Linked DNA regions of Homo sapiens: region 2 is linked to region 1. Evidence: read pairs that join two places in POLR2A ChIA-PET (ENCODE). Cell type or tissue: PC-9. All regions are shown on one strand. Links, peaks and the distances in the headings refer to the core of each region. The heading gives the core; the rest is flanking DNA.

Region 1 (2,916 bases), core at 228-2,727:
TTGGGAGACTGAGGTGGGAGGATGACTTGAGCCCAGGAGTTTGAGACCAGCCTGGGCAACATAGGGAGACCCCATCTCTACAAAAAAGTAAACAATTAGCCGGGCATGGTGGCACACGCCTATAGTCCCAGCTACTCAGGAGGGTGAAGATCACCTGAGACCAGGCGGTCAAGGCTTCAGTGAGCCATGATTGTGGCACTGCACTCCAGCCTAGGCAATAGAGTGAGACTGTCTCAAAAAATAAAATTTTAAAATAACTGAAGAGTATAACTGGATTGTTTGTAACACAAAGGATAAGTGCTTAAGATGATGGAAACCCTATTTATCCTGATGTGATTATTACACATTGCATGCCTGTACCAAAATATTTCATGTAACCCATAAATATATACATCTACTATGTACCCACAAAAATTAAAAAATGTTTACAGGAGTGAACCACCGCACCTGGCCAGTGGAGTCTTTTTAAGGTATTATTTAGCATCTTCTGCTTATAGTCATGTCCAAAAACCAGTTGATCTTCCTACTCATTAGGGGACAAGATCAATTCTCTAAAAAATTAACCTAGCCCAAGGTAAGTGGTACTATTCTGAAATCTGAAAATCTTTAGTAGCCTCACATTATAAGCCCTTCGTAGAAAAAGAAAAGTAAGCATTTCTAGAAGCACATTTTTGTTGGACTGAGGGTGGGGCAAGGAGCAGGGGTGACTTTCATCTGAAATGTACCTAGGCAGGCCAGAGTCTGAGTTAGGACTGGCTCCTGGGACTTTGCCATCCAGGCCAAGAAGCATGCTCCAGTGTGCATGCACTCTCATCAAAGCCCTAGTCAGGAATCCCAGCCACTCCTCTCCTGTGCAGCACAAGCTGAAGGATAAGGTGTGGGGCAGTGACTGCGTGGGGCTGCCTGTGTGATTCCTGATAAAGAAATGCCTTCATGAAATGTATTGTTCCCCAATAAAGCTCATTTTCTGTGAGAATTCATGTGTCCTTTTCCAAATTAAACTAGCAAAATATGAACTTTTGTAAAAGGTCCACACCCAGCCAGTTTTCTACTCTCTAAATGTTCAGGCCTTTGCCTGTCCTTCCCTCAGCAAAAATACTGTGTTTTGGAAAACATTACCAATAAAGGAGCTGGGAGGTGGAATTGGATCAAAATACCTTTAGATGAAAGCAGCAGCACAAGCCATTCCCTTTAAATGAGCTGGCCTCACCTCTGGGGCCTATGAAGAAAAGCCTGCTTCAAGGTGATAGTTTTCATTTTGCTTCCCAGCACCTCTGCAGTCATAACCAAAGTGAAGGACAATATTGCATGACTTCAGAAGAAAGCCATCCAGCCACCTTGCAACATGTTCAGGAAATTCTGGACTCCCTTGGGGCTTGCAAAACTCCCTATGTCTTGCAGACCAAAAGCAAGTTCTCAGTCACCTAGCTCTAGTTTGCATAATTAAAGAAAGTGGAAGCTGGTTCTTTTCTGGGTGACCCTTCACCCAACCAAGCTCATAAGGACTTGTGACAAAAATAAGAGCAATAAAATGAAGTTTTAACAGTGAAAACTTCTATCACTTAGATAAGCAGGAAAAGCCAGTCCCCTAGATGCCCATCTGACCCTACCTTACTGGGGTCATACAGCCAAAGCAGTGTCCACTTCAGGTACTGTAATGTTTTGAAGTTGACACATATAATTTAATGTAGTTTCATGTCATAAGTTATAAGACTTTTCAGAGAAACAATTTAGTAATATCTTCTGTAATACCCATCTTCATTTTTTATATGAAAAAGCATAGCCTATGATCTGTCACCTTGCTCACTCCCACATCCTTACCTCTTATCCTTCTCACATCGTCCCATTAACACATTATCCATCTTTGGGGGGAAAAAATACACTAAATTTTAGACAGAGTCACTTTCACTATGGCCACAATGGGAGAAAAGACAGTCCACCTTCAAAGTCAACCAGAATGACTCTTAACCTCTCTTGTCTGGGTTGGGCATCCAGATAAGATTTTCTTCGTACAAAGAGTCTTGCTACTAGGAAAAAGAGTTTGAAAATCACTAGTCTAACTAAATATCTCACTTTAAAAAAAGCACAAACTAAGACTCAATGAGGTTTATCTTCCACAAGATCAGCCAGTTTTAGCAGAGCAGTTGCTAAAACCCAGGTCTCAAACTCCTTGTCTATGGCTCATCTAACTAAGCAACAAAAAGCCCAATGAGCTCTGGAGAGAGAGAGGGAGCTAAAACAGGACTCAATCAAAACCCACTTGGGATTAGGGAAGCCACCCTCTGTGAGTGAGTTAAACTGAGATTCCCTCCCCTTCACCCTGGCTTCCTTTGCAGAACAAGGGTCACCGCCAGAGGGAAAGCTGAGTTTACGGAGGGGATCCTGGTTGGAGTCAGAGTATACCTTGGTTTGGTTTTGTGGGGTTTTTTGAGACAGGGTCTCACTGTCACCCAGGCTGGAGCACAGTGACAGTCATAGCTCACTATAGCCTCAGACTCCTGGCCTCAAGCGATCCTCCCACCTCAACCTCCAGAGTATCTGGGACTATAGGCACGTACCACCATACCCAGCTAATATTTTTTTTAATTTTATATTTTTTAGAGACAGGGTGTCACTATGTTACCCAGGTCTCAATCACTATGTTACTCCTTGCCTCAAGCAATCCTCTCACCTTGGCCTCCCAAAGTGCTGAGCTTACAGGTGTCAACCACTGTGGCCAGCCACGCATTGGTTTTAAGGTCCAGAATTTTTCTGTTTGGAGCCTTCACAATTAGTTTTAGGTTGGGAGACCGTGAACCCACCAAGCAGCCCTTTAGAGGCTGGAAAAAGAGTTTGGAAAAAGAACTCTGTGGCTTTAGGAATTTCTCTCGGAAATCCTCTAGGGCAGAGAAGGAAAATTTACCAAATGGGAGAGTG
Region 2 (2,916 bases), core at 95-2,594, 610 kb after region 1:
GAAAAATATTAAGTGAGAAACCCATAGATATTAGGTAATGATCAATGTGTTAAAAATGGAATCAGGCCGGGTGCGGTGGCTCACACCTGTAATCCCAGCACTTTGGGAGGCCGAGGTGGGTGGATCACGAGGTCAGGAGTTCGAGACCAGCCTGACCAACATGGTGAAACCCTGTCTCTACTAAAAATACAAAAATTAGCCAGGCATGGTGGCGCGTGCCTGTAATACCAGCTACTCAGGAGGCTGAGGCAGGAGAATCACTTGGACCCGGGAGGCAGAGGTTGCAGTGAGAAGAGATCGTACCATTGCACTCCAGTCGGGGTGACAGAGCGAGACTCTGTCACAAAAAAACAAAAACAAAAACAAAAAAAAGGAATCAAATACGAGAATAGAGGTGAGGGTGCCTAAGTGGGTAAGGGAGGTCTCCAAAGAGGTGACCTTCAATGTGAATACAATAAACACTGTGAATACAGTGCGGAAGCAAGCCAGAAAATGTCAGGAGAGCAGAGCAAATCGGTGCAATGTGATCTTTGACATGAAATGCCGCACTAGGGCCCTGTGGTTCACATTACAACCTAATCTCTTGAGGAAGAAATGCTAATGGTCAGGAATTGGTACATTTCCTTCACCAGCTACCTGAGTAGCAGAAGGCAAGAGGCCTCAGTCAGTATGTGGTTTGTTAGATTATCAGAAGCTATAACCAGAGGTTACTTGGGGGACTATGCAGGGCTGTTAGGACTTCTGGGTCCCTTAAAAAATTTGCCAGGAGTTTGTTTTTGCTACACTTAAACCTCTCTTGGCCAGGCACGGTGGCTCATGCCTGTAATCCCAGCACTTTGGGAGGTCGAGATGGGCGGATCACCTGAGGTCAGGAGTTCGACACCAGCCTGGCCAACATGGTGAAACCCCATCTCTACTAAAAATACAAAAATTAGCTGGGTGTGGTGGCACATGCTTGCAGTCACAGCTACTCAGGAGTCTGAGGAAGGAGACACTTGAACCCGGGAGATGGAGGTTGCAGTGAGCCGAGATTGCACCACTGCACTCCAGCTTGAGTGACAGAGCAAGGCTCCATTTAAAAAAAAAGAAAAAACACCTGTCTCTCAACCATTTGCCCCTCTGGGCCCCCAGGGCACTCACACTGCCCAAGGTCATGCCAACCCACCCAGGCATTTCTGGTGGACACCTGTTGTGTGCCAGCCCAGAACTCCTCCCTTCTTTGGGTAATGGAACCCCTTTTCTTCTGACTCATGTTCTTCTCCCCATTACAAACATGTGGTTCAAAAGGAGCTGCCACGTTATTACAAATCCTGCCCTTTGGTCACATTCATGAGTCTTTGGGTGGGAACATGACTAAAACTGGGCCAATCAGAATACTTCGTGCACTGACCACAGAGCCTTCCACAGCCTGGTCAAAGCTAGGTCAAACCATAAGCCAAGTTAAGCAGCACCCATCCCCAGGATTTTTTCACTTGGAGCTTAAGGAAAGAAATTCAGTCTCTGTCTAGGAACAACGTTGTGAGCACCGAGGCAGGGGAACTGTTGACAGTCCTGTTCCTTGCTATGAAGGAAGCTGTGCGGAGAGAATGAAGCCTCATGCTGAGAGAAGCTGAGAGATAAGGAAGAGAGTTAGTGGTATTGGAGCTCCTGCTTCCAGATATCCTGGAATTCCAACTATATCCCCTCTGCAATTATGAAAGGCTGCCAAAAAACTTCCCCCTTTGCCTAATCTAATTGTGCTCAATTTCTTTCATGATAATACGAATCCTAATATAAATGTCTTTCTCCACATTGCCCTAAATTCTAAAATTGCCCTCCCGCTCCCCTGCTTCCTAAATAAAATTCTTCCTCAAGTTCATAGGCCAAAGTAATCTGATTGGCTACTTGAAACAATTCACCCTGAGGTATGGACAATTCAGAAGCTTCCTTGTGTTGTTAATGGGGTAGACTACACACCGGTGGGGGCAGGGGTATATGGGAAACCTCTGTAATGTCTAAATTTTGCTGTGAATTTAAAACTGCTGCTTAAAAAAATCTTAAAATCTTCCCTGGAGCCTTGGCCTTAAGATTGAACCACTTTATGACCAAGCAATTCTACTTCTGGGTATATAACCAAGAGAATTGAAAAAGCGTATATCCACACCAAAATTTGTACATAAGTGCTCGCTTTAGCAGCACATATACTATGAGGTTGGTGCAAAAGTAATTGCGGCTTCAGACCATGCATGTTAAATCATTATAACTCAGCTCAAACACATCTTTATTCATCAAAATAAGAACCATTACAATCAACATATTTTTGTCAACGAGAAATATGTTTGTTTATTCCTGTAGCATAAAAATCCGTGCTTCAGGATTCGACGAACTCTTGGAAAGCATTTTCTGCATCCTGCTGATTATGGAAGCATTTTCCCTGAAAAAAGTTGTTGAGATGCTTGAAGAAGTGGCAGTCAGTTGGCAAGATATCAGGTGAATATGACAGGTGAGGCAAAATTTCGTAGCTCAATTTGTTCAACTTTTGAAGCATTGGTTGTACGCCGTGAAGTCGCACGAAGTGAGGTTGTCATGGAAGAGTTGGGCCCTTTCTGTTGACCAATGCCAGCTGCAGGTGTTGCAGTTTTTGGTGCATCTCATCGATTTGCTGAGCATACTTCTCAGATGTAACAGTTTCCTCTGGATTCAGAAAGCTGTAGCGGATCAGACCGGCCGCAGACCGCAAACAGTGACCATGACCTTTTTCTGGTGCAAGTTTGGCTTTGGGAAGTGCTTTGGAGCTTCTTCTTGGTCCAGCCAATGAGCTGGTCATTGCTGCTTGTCGTATACAATCATTTCACGTCATAATCCGATCTAGAAATGATTCGTTGTTGTTGCGTAGAATAAGAGAAGAGGACATTTTAAAAGAATGATTTTTTTGAT

Evidence for each region. Peaks named below come from ENCODE experiments on the same cell type or tissue, not always from the same donor. Only the 100,000 strongest peaks of a DNase experiment are listed, where the experiment ranks them.
Region 2: POLR2A ChIA-PET joins it to region 1 with 5 read pairs; 1 of 35 experiments calls an interaction of 5 or more read pairs at or near these places.

Annotation. Positions count from the first base shown.
Region 1 is chr1:92,397,913-92,400,828 of GRCh38, forward strand. RPAP2 (RNA polymerase II associated protein 2) reads left to right here. Exons shown (of 13, transcript NM_024813.3): 13 at 1-2,916. Among named protein-coding and RNA genes, the nearest start is that of GFI1, 88 kb to the right of the region's middle. In PC-9, for the core only: no CTCF peak of the experiment used is centred there; a DNase peak (open chromatin) is centred at 1,309.
Region 2 is chr1:93,006,808-93,009,723 of GRCh38, forward strand. No RefSeq gene overlaps it. Among named protein-coding and RNA genes, the nearest start is that of DIPK1A, 47 kb to the left of the region's middle. RefSeq lists a silencer at 1,445-1,739. In PC-9, for the core only: no CTCF peak of the experiment used is centred there; a DNase peak (open chromatin) is centred at 1,334; H3K27ac peaks cover 1,172 bases.